3 separate regions of the Homo sapiens genome follow, and regions 2 and 3 are each linked to region 1. The links are chromatin contacts, found by Hi-C or POLR2A ChIA-PET in ENCODE. All regions are on one chromosome and are shown on one strand. Each heading gives the region's core, a stretch centred on a gene start or an enhancer-like site at or near the end of the contact. The rest is flanking DNA. Distances are from core to core; before and after follow the strand shown.

What was found. Hi-C counts contacts between places; a loop is a spot of excess contacts on that map. ChIA-PET counts read pairs that join two places held with the same protein, here RNA polymerase II (POLR2A). Pooled maps may share reads with other maps.
Region 2: a pooled map shows a loop between it and region 1 (6-fold over the local background). The contact joins the promoter of GRK3 here to the enhancer-like site in region 1. A Hi-C loop is called at or near these places in 2 of 168 maps with a recorded cell type or tissue (lower leg skin and naive thymus-derived CD4-positive, alpha-beta T cell) and 5 of 50 pooled maps. POLR2A ChIA-PET finds 5 or more read pairs at or near these places in 1 of 52 experiments (activated naive CD4-positive, alpha-beta T cell).
Region 3: a pooled map shows a loop between it and region 1 (5-fold over the local background). The contact joins the promoter of SGSM1 here to the enhancer-like site in region 1. A Hi-C loop is called at or near these places in 1 of 168 maps with a recorded cell type or tissue (naive thymus-derived CD4-positive, alpha-beta T cell) and 10 of 50 pooled maps. POLR2A ChIA-PET finds 5 or more read pairs at or near these places in 1 of 52 experiments (activated CD8-positive, alpha-beta memory T cell).

What each region holds. Positions count from the first base shown.
Region 1 is chr22:25,060,812-25,064,031 of GRCh38, forward strand. All of the region lies in intron 6 of KIAA1671, which reads left to right. Among named protein-coding and RNA genes, the nearest start is that of KIAA1671-AS1, 50 kb to the right of the region's middle. RefSeq lists an enhancer at 438-1,352. Within about 2 kb of position 1,685, at least 7 of the 41 ENCODE cell types and tissues checked have a DNase peak (open chromatin) inside an H3K27ac peak, as active enhancers do.
Region 2 is chr22:25,562,927-25,566,146 of GRCh38, forward strand. It overlaps GRK3 (G protein-coupled receptor kinase 3), which reads left to right and starts at 1,749. Exons shown (of 21, transcript NM_005160.4): 1 at 1,749-2,227. The coding sequence starts at 2,115. It overlaps GRK3-AS1 (GRK3 antisense RNA 1), which reads right to left and starts at 2,490. Exons shown (of 4, transcript NR_183564.1): 1 at 2,154-2,490; 2 at 1,164-1,433; 3 at 377-555. RefSeq lists silencers at 1,675-1,774, 2,085-2,334 and an enhancer at 2,446-2,961.
Region 3 is chr22:24,804,241-24,807,460 of GRCh38, forward strand. SGSM1 (small G protein signaling modulator 1) reads left to right here and starts at 1,971. Exons shown (of 25, transcript NM_001098497.3): 1 at 1,971-2,104; 2 at 2,201-2,244. The coding sequence starts at 2,086. RefSeq lists a silencer at 1,809-2,018.

The DNA of each region.
Region 1 (3,220 bases), core at 435-2,934:
CGGTCTATTTTCCACATTTCGTTAATTTGCTTTTAAGCCGTTTTACATTCGGGCCTCCATTCTAAACCTGAAACATCCAAATTTTCCATGACCACTTAGATTTTCATCTTTTCATGCAGCCCACTAATTTCGGTAGATGTGTCACTGTGCTCTGTCCCCATTGGGCCCCATGTCAGTTTCTATTTTGTGAACCTGACATCAGAGCTGCCCAGCTGAGCTTAGGATGTTCCTCTGCAGCCTTCACAGCCCTGGCTGCCCCATTTATTTTCATGGATGATATTTTCTCTTCCGGAGAAAGTATTTTTTGGGAAAAAAAAATTTTGTTTTTGTTTTATTTGTAAAAAAGAGCGTGGGGTATGGATAGCCGAGCCTATAGTGAGAAACTTATGGTTATAGAAACAGCATTTTTCTCTTAAGGAGATGTATTTCCAGAGATGCTGAATCTTCTACTTGAACTCGAGGTCTCTTGAGAATAGGGACATTTTGTCATATTTCAAGCCTGGGTTCTGTGCCACCTTCTCCAAGAAGCCCTCCTGGGTTGCACCCTATCCTGTGAACTCCTCCATTCCAGGCCCTCTAGCCTCTAGTGCTGTAATTTATTCCCAAGTGCTTCTCTTACAGACCGTGAGCCCCGCTGAGGGCAAGAATCCTGCCTCACTCATGTCCCTAATGCTTCACACTTTATCCTCAGGGCCTTCATTGATTGAGCAGTTGCAGTCAGCCTGCTGAGTGCTTTTCTCATATCATCTGACCTCTGCCTCACTGCCATCCTGTGAGGGAGGAAATTATCATGATTGTTGTTGTTATTCTCAGCCTCATTTTATGTCTGAAGAAACCGAGGCACAGAGAAGAGAAGCAGGTTGTCCTGGATGACAGTGTGAGGCAGGGCTGTAGTTGGGATTTGAACCCCAGGCCTACCTGAGTGCAGATCCCTGCTCCCAGCAGCTTCGCTCCCAGCTCCTGGTAGGGCTTAATCATGTTCACTGACTGAGTGGGGAGGGAGCGCTCCAGCCAGGTTGTAGGCGCTGCTGGCCCTGCGCATGCCCAGGCAAGACCTTCTAGCTTGCTTCTCCCTCTTTTCTCATCCCTTGGCACGGTTTGCTCCTTCTCCACTTCCTTCTTTTCCTCCTCCCTTTTCTCTTCCTCCCTCTTCTCTTCCTCCTGTTTTTTCTCCTCCTTTTCCTCTTCTTCCTCTTCCATTTTTATCTCTTCCTCCCTTTTCTCCTCCTTCTGCACTTTTTTTTTTCTTTTTAAAAATCAAGACAGGGTCTGGCCATGTTGCCAAGGCTGGTATTGAACTCCTGGGCTCAAGTGATCCTCCCACCTCAGCCTCGTGAAGTGCTGGGATTACAGGCCTGAGTCACTGCACTGGGCCCATCTCCTCTTCCTCCTCCTCTTCCCCCTCCTTTTCCTCTTCCACCTTTACCCCTTCCTCTCTTTTCTCCTCCTCCTCTTTTTTCTTCTTCCTCCTCCTCCTCCAATAGCTTATTGAAGTATAATTTACAGAGTATAAAATTCACTCGATTGAAGTGTACAGCAATTTTTAGTAAATGTACCAAGTTGCCCAGGGATCACTCTCTAGCCCAGAACATTGTCCTCACCCCAGAAGGAAGCACTGTACCTATTAGCAGGCACTCCCCCCAGCCCCCACCCCATCCAGCGGAAGCCCCTGGCAGCCACTCGTCTGCGGCCTGTCTCTGCAGTCTTGCCTTTTCTGCACATTTCCTGTCAGTGGGCTCATGCAGCATGGCTTTGTTGTGTCTGGCTCCTTTCACGCAGCACGGCATTTTTTTTACGCATCTGCGTTGGTTGTATCAGGACTTCAGGCTTTTCGACTGGGCTGCTGCTTCTTGCTGGGTCCTGTCTTCGCTGACCCCATCTACCCCATCTGCCCCTCCGCATGGTGGAGAGAACCGATTGGGGCCAGGAGGGCAGTTGTTGGGTCAGGCTGGGAACTGAGAGGATGGAAAATGTGTTTGCTGTTCCCCCCCTCCCAACCGGCACCCACCCCCGCCCCCCGCCACCCGCCACTCCCTAGTTGTGTGTTTTCAGTGATTTCAAATGTGCTGCAGCTGACAACACTCTTAAGGGCTCTGTGGGTTGGCTCTGCCCTGGGATTGGCTCAGAGATGCCTTTTTTTGGGGCAGATAACCCCCTTTTCTGATGGGCTGGCCCCAGTTTGGGCTCCCTCTTATTGCTCTGCTAGCCAAGGGGGCTGAAGTGGATATGCCATTGTTACCAGAGAAGAGGGTCTTGAAACGGACCCCAAGAGAGGGTTCTCGGATTTCGTACAGGAAGGAATTCAAAGCAAGTTCCGGAGTGCAGTAAGAAGGGATGGTTGATTGAAAGCTACCCTGTTACAGAGTAGAGCATCCTCAGAAAGTGAGAGGAGGACCCACCGCCCGGGTTTGTTTTTAAGTTTTTCTTATAGAGGAGTGTTGTCCATGTAAAAGCTAAGCTAAACTGTGTCTACTTGCAGGTGAGCGCACGGCATGACAAAATTGATTACTTTATTGATTTAAAGAAACGTGGCACGTATGTATACACCATGGAATACTACTCAGCCACAAAAAAGGAAGGGAATAATGTCTTCTGCAGCAACTTAGACGGAGCTGGAGACCATTATTCTGAGCGAAGTAACTCAGGAATGGAAAACCAAATATTATATGTTCTCACTTACAAGTGGGCGCTAAGCTATGAGCATGAAAAGGCATAAGAATGATATCATGGAATTTGGGGACTTGGGGGGAAGGTTGGGAGGTGGGTGAGGGTTGAAAGACTACATATTGGGTACAGTGCACACTGCTCGGGTGACGGGTGCACGAAAATCTCAGAAATCATCACTATAGAATTCACCCATGTAACCAAAAACGACCTGTACTTCCCAAAATTATTGAAATATAAAACAATCTTGAAAAGCAAAACAAAAACCATCCTTGACATTTTAGTGTGTGAGTATACCGAAGCGTAACTATAATTATCTTGCAAGCACATACTGTTATGGGTATTGGGACACCTGGACTCTGTGCTGATGTAGGAGTACGTCCTTGTAGGTATCTTTAGGCTGTTTCCTCAACTGTAAACATCCCATGACTATCTTGTGACCAGCAAGGAATGTGGCTTTTTAGTCTTAAGATGGAGTCGAATTGAACATGGCCTTACTCTGGCTCTACCAGGCGCCTGCTTCCCTAACACGACCAGGCACTCACAGCTAAGATTT
Region 2 (3,220 bases), core at 499-2,998, 500 kb after region 1:
CACCCAGCACAGAGCAGGGATTTGATTTCAGGTGTGTCTTGTTCCAAACTTAATATACTGTGCTGCTGGGGGAAAACAAAGAGCAAAAGGTTCTTAACTGAAGTCAAAGACGACCAAGAAAATGTAGGCAGATGTCAGGTCTGATCATGTGGATGCTCAAATGATAAACAGACACATTGAGAGAAATTGTATTAATTAAATCATAAAAATATGTTCCGCTTTTTGGGGAATTTACTCCTCCTCCTGGGGTGACCCTTGACAAGACATTCTGTCTTCCTGTTTTTAAGCAAAAAAAAAAAAAAAAAGTGGGTAGAAGATGAAAGTTTGATATTTCGCTCATGCATAGCTTTGTCTCCTTAATATATTTTGTGCTTGCCTGTCATTTCAGCTTTCTGCTGGCAGACGAAGCTCCTTCAACTGCCATTCCTACTTCTGACACTCCTCTTGTCCTTTTCAGGACAACTTTATGCCTATTGTGCCTTGGGTCTTGAGAAGCATGTGGTAAAACTGGCCAGTGGTGATGGCAGGCATAGCAGGGAATCAGATTGAGGGGGGCTGTGGCGTGGGAGAGAAAACAAAAGAGGGAAACAGGCTATTTGATGACAGAATCAGGCTGCTTCTGCAATGACATTACATGAAATATCTGAAATTTGACCTTAACTGTATCTGGTGGGTCCCGTTAACCCTGTAAGTTATGGACAGAACGTTCACTCAAATTCTAGCAACGTCTAGGCTCATGGAAATACGTGACCAATTCAGGTGAATGAAAGGGATTTTAAAACATTAATTTCCAGCTTAGGTCTTCCTAAGACTGCCTGCGTGTCCCTTACCACCACTCCAGCCTGAGTGTCACATGGATCCTGAATGCGGACTTGTGTGCACACTGTAGAAAAATAAGCAACTGAAAACCCCAGGCATCGGGGTGGAGTGATGATGAAAGACACCGAGACCGAAGATCAGGAAGCTGGAAATTCCCCCCAGCTTCGGTGTTTGGGCTGTATCTCGCTTTTCCACTTCCCTAAATCACCCTCGTGGTGCGAGTGTGCTCGCAGCAGATGCTCCCTAATTGTCTCTTGTATTGACCGTAAAACCCTAACGACAGGAATACTCTCTCTCCTTCTATTTCTCAACACCATTTCAACACCCAAACTAAAACCTCTCACCTGAGTGTAAGGGAGTGGTGACCTTCTTAAGCGGAGAGCTCTTCCATCAGAGGGCTCCCTAAGGGCATCTCTGTTCCTAGCCGGGGAGCCGTCACCCCACTTTGTTCTGCTTAGCCTAAGACACGCAACTTTTTCCAGCTTTTACTCTTCGCTGAATTCTCACGGTGGGGTTGGGGGGATGTTCAGGCTCAGGAGCGAGGTTGGGGGCCCGGCCCGCTGGGCGCTGTTCACCGGTAGCCCGGACCAGAGCAGGAGTTTCATCATTACCTGCTGGGATAGGTGGGACACATGTATTTCCGGGGCCACCCCAGACCTCCCGGAGGATGCTGATTGACACTGTCCAGTTTGAGAACTACTGTGTCCAGGGAGCAGAGGCCTCCCCATAACCCCTTGGGTTGTGGACGTCTGGCCCAGGGCTTCTCTGGGTGAGCGGGGCGGGCATCAGAGCGCGTGGAACCTGGGGCGGGAGGTCGGGGCAGTGAAGGAGGAGGAGAAGGAGGAGGCGGAGACCGAGGGGGAGGGAGGGGAGGAGGAAGAGGAGGAGGAGTCCCTCGTGGCCACCCCGAGGGGAGGGCGACCGTAGAGACTTGGTCGGGAGGCGCCGGCCCAGCGAGGCCGCTGGGACTGTGCACTGAGGGGCGCTGACCGTTGGACGCGCGCTCCCCGCAGACCCTCGCTGAAGGAGCAGGGGGCGGCGCGCGTGCGCGGGGCGCCGGGCGGCGCGCGAGGGGGCGGAGCGGGGAGGCGTGCTGCGACCCCGGCCGGCTACAGCCTGCGGCGCGCGCAGAGCGCTAGTGGGGCGCGCGGCGCGCGCGCGGGGCGGGGGCGCGCGGAGGGGGGGGCTGCCCCGGGGCGGCCCCCCCAGGTCGGGGCGCGGCGGGCGGCGGCGGCGGGCGCGCGTCCCGTCCAGGTCCGGAGTAACCGCCGCCGCCGCCGCCAAAGCTCGCCAACATGGCGGACCTGGAGGCTGTGCTGGCCGATGTCAGTTACCTGATGGCCATGGAGAAGAGCAAGGCGACCCCGGCCGCCCGCGCCAGCAAGAGGATCGTCCTGCCGGAGCCCAGGTACCAGCTGCCCCGGCCGGCGCCGGCCCCAAGCCGCCGCCCCCTGCGGCCGCCAGCTACCCCCTGCTTCCTGGAGGGTCGGGCGCTGAGCCTCCGCTGCCCCGGGGCGGGTGACACAGCGGAGCGGGCGATGCGGGGCCGGCCTCGTCGTTCCAGTCTCTGAAATGGGGCATCGGAGGGCCGGTGGGGGGCACCCCGGGAGAGAGCGCTCCAAAGTGCCCGGCGCGGCGCCCTGCGCGCAGCGAGCGCCCCAGCCAGGGTCTGGTTATGACTTGGCTGGACCAGCTCCATCCCTGTCGCCCCCTCCCCCCAGCCCTGTCCTGTCCTGCCCTGTCCCATCCCCGTGGTTCTTCCTGTTGCATTGGTGTAGTCCCCGTTGGCTCCTTGCCTGTCACTGCTTTGCGCTCCATCCTGGTCGCTCCTTCTTCCCGGGCTCATTGGTCCCCCTTTCCAACTCCATCCTCTCACCTCCCTCTGGGCCGCTTACCTGGGGACTGCAGGCTTGTTGCTTATTGTCCGAGGTAGTTAAACTGCTGTTTTCAGTACTTGCTCTTCTTGAAGTCTATTAAGTCTAGTCACCTTCTTCGGCTTCTCTTCTATTTTGTCCCCGGGCAGGATTTTGACCCACTCAGTATTCTTTTTGGTGCCAAGTGTGTCACCTGAGCTGCTTTCCTCAACTTGTAGATCTACTGGTGGCACTTTATTAAAAAATTGAAACAGGAGTCACTTAAAAAGACACTTGAATGGGTGATTCCAGACAGGAATTTGTTGTTAAATTATCAAAGGAGGGCCCGATTGAATTGGCGAGGGGCTCGGTGAGGTGCATACCAAGTTGCAATTTTCTCTCAAATGATTTATTATTAAGGTACTAGTAAAATTTTTTCTAGTTCATATCATTAGCACTTCCCCAGAAAAAATAGTTTGTCTGGTTAATAGTGAGTTTTAAATAACGTATCAAGGCTTCAGTGATGGATTTTTTTTTCTCTAGCTCCT
Region 3 (3,220 bases), core at 721-3,220, 260 kb before region 1:
TTCCAGAGCCACCTTGATTTCATCCCATTTCCCAGTTCTCCAGGCTCCCATGGGCTCTGGGATCACATATTATCTTCCCAGTTTATTTCCTTTTGCCTGAGGAAGCCAAAGTCAGCTTCTGTGGCTTACGGCCAGAGACCCCTGACACTGACCAATGGAAAAAAGGGGGCTCTGGATCCACTGCTGCACGGAGAGGCACTCTAAGCTGCCCTCTAGTCCTTCTGAAGGAAGGCCTGAATACTGGGGGACCCTAAAAGGCATTGCAAATCCTTAACATCACCATCAAAGTCATACAGGGTTTTGGCCCTGCACCTCTCTGGCCAACATCCCACCACCGTCCCCATTGTTCACACCACTCCAGCCCCACAGGCATCTGTGCTATTTGTCACTGTTTGACTGGACACACTCCCTCCTCAGGGACTTTGCATTTGCTGTTCCCTTGACTCAACTGCTCTTCCTCCAGAAATCCCCATGGCCTACTCCTTTTCCTCTTTGCTTAAATGTCACCTGCTCAGTGGGGCCTCCCTCAACCACCCTACTTCAGAATACGATCCCCAGGGGTCTGGGCCCTCCCTGTCCCCCTTGCCTACTTAATTTTTCTCCAGAACTTTCCAGCATGGTCTGTCCTTTTCTTACATATTTTGTTGTCCGCCTCCTAAACTCCATGAGGGCAGAGTTCATTGTCTGTCTTGCTCACTTAGAAATCTCTAGCACAGTCACTTGGCACAGAGTAGGTGCTCAATAAATATTGACCTGAGTTGCATTCTGGGTGGATACAGTTAGGGACTTGGGGTGACCAGGGGCTCTTGATGGAACAAGGCTTTTCCCACAGAGCCCACTGCTTGCTCAGCCCCAGAGATCCTGGCTGACAAGTGCCTCCTTTTGGGGCCAGACTCCTGGGAAAACCCCACTCCTCCAGTGACCTGCATGTCGGGGAGGGAGCCACTTAAGTCCCGGCCTCTCCTGAATGGATAACCAGTGTATCTTGGAAGACTCTTTTTTTTTTTTTTTTTTTTGAGATGGAGTTTCACTTTTGTTGCCCAGGCTGGAGTGTGGTGGCACAATCTTGGCTCACTGACACCTCTGCCTCCAGGGTTCAAGCAATTCTCATGCCTCAGCCTCCTGAGTAGCTGGGATTACAGGAGCACGCCACCATGCCTGGCTAATTTTTGTATTTGTATTTTTTTTATTTTTTGAGACGGAGTCTCACTCTGTCGCTCAGGCTGGAGTGCAATGGCGCCATGTTGGATCACTGTAACCTCTGCTTCCCGGGTTCAAGAGATTCTCCTGCCTTAGCCTCCCCAGTAGCTGGGATTACAGGCAGCTCGCCATCATGTCCGGCTAATTTTTGTATTTTCGTAGAGACGGGGTTTCACTATGTTGGCCAGGCTGGTCTCGAACTCCTGACCTCAAGTGATCTGCCCGCCTCGGCCTCCCAAAGTGTTGGGATTACAGGCGTGAGCCACCGCGACCGGCTGGAAGACCCTCAATAATAATAATTAATAATAATAACAGTAACAGTGGCAAGCATTTATGCTCGCTGGCCTTTCCCCCTGGGTCTGTATTAAGGGCTTCACATCCAATATCTCACTTAAGGCTCAGATCGTTCTGAGACCCATTATGCCCATTTTATACCACATTATACCCATTTTAAAGATGAGAAAACTGAGGCTTGGAGAATATCGGTAGTAGCCCCACCATTTCCTGTGACTTCCTGGAGCCTGGCCCACAGAGGAGGGTTCAGGACGGACGCTTTCCTTCCCCGCCCTAGGGAAGAGGGAGGGACGCGGGCGCTGGCGTGGAGGTTGGGGGAGCCTGAGAGGCTCGGGCGCTGGGTGCGCGGGAGGGAGCGTGCGTGCTTGGCGCGAAGGCTCCTGGCGCAGGCGACCCGGCTGCCCCGCCGAGCGGTGGCTTTCCGGAGGGGTGGGGCGGCCGCCTCGGGTCCTGACGTCGGGCGCCCTCCGGCCGTCACTCAGCGCTCGGCCCCGCCCCGCCGCGGCTGCAGCAGCAGCGCCGCGGCCGGAGGAGCTACCGCCGCCACCGCCGCCACCGCCTCCTGGGACTCGGAACGCAGCGCTCGGAGCCATGGCCTCGGCCCCCGCGGGTAAGAGGCCGCTGGACACGAGGGCGGCGGGAGGGCAGCGCCCGGCCCCCGCACCCTCTCTCGGCTGACCCGCGGCTCTCGTTTCTTGTCCCACAGAGGCGGAGACCCGACAGAGGCTGCTACGCACCGTCAAGAAGGAGGTGGGTGCCGGGGTGGGGGCACTGGGCAGGACTCCCCCGGCAGCAGCGGCCAAACGGGAAAAGAGTCTTCGTGGAAGGGTGGCCTCTGGCGGCGGGGGGGCGGCCAGAACAGGTGTGGGGCTCACCTGGGTGGGCATTGACCTCCCGCAGGGCAGGAGGCGCAGCGAGGGAGTTTGGGGGTGGGCGTAGGTGTGGGGAGGCTTTGGCCCATTTGAGGCTTTTTGCGGGGGCGGATGTAGCGTGAGGGCCCTCCAGGTGTGGGGCACACCTGGATGTATCCCGATAGGACCTCCTCTTGTGGAGGAGCAGGTGGGCGCGGCTCAGGAAGGGGACCTTCCAAGAGAGAGAAGCTGCTAGGGGGACGCCCCCCACAGGGTGTGCTGGAGGAGGGGCTCTGAATGGGGCTGCCGAAGGTGGGGCACGCTTCAGGAAAAGGCAGAAGGAAAATAAAACCTCCCTTCCCAGCCCCCGAATTCTCAGTCCTTGGAGCCACCTCCAAGAGCCAGGGGACTCCCTCCCTGAGAGTCACGGGTCAGTGAGCTGCTCCCCTGGCAGTAGGGGTCCCTTCACTCCCCCCGCCCCACTCCCACCCCACATTCAGAGGGTGAGAATCAGAGAGGTTCTGCCATTCCTCTGCCCCTCCACTCTCCTTGGGGTCAGCGCGTGGAGAGGGGGGCAGTCTAGTCTTTAGGGCTCATGGCCAATGACCTCCCAGAACCCCATAGACAGAATTTATAGTCCTTGGGGTAGCATCTCGATGCCTGGACTGCGTGCTCTGGTGTGTATACCTGCATGGGTGAGGACCTGTGGCTGTGAGTGTGTGCGTATGAGAATGTCTGTGCATCTGTCTGGAGATACCTAAGTGTATCTCTTTGCACTGTGTGTACACGTATCTATGTGTGTCTTTGTATCTGTTTTTGTGAGGGTGGGTCTGTGTGTGTATATTGTGTGGTGCATGAGTCTGTGAATGAGTGAT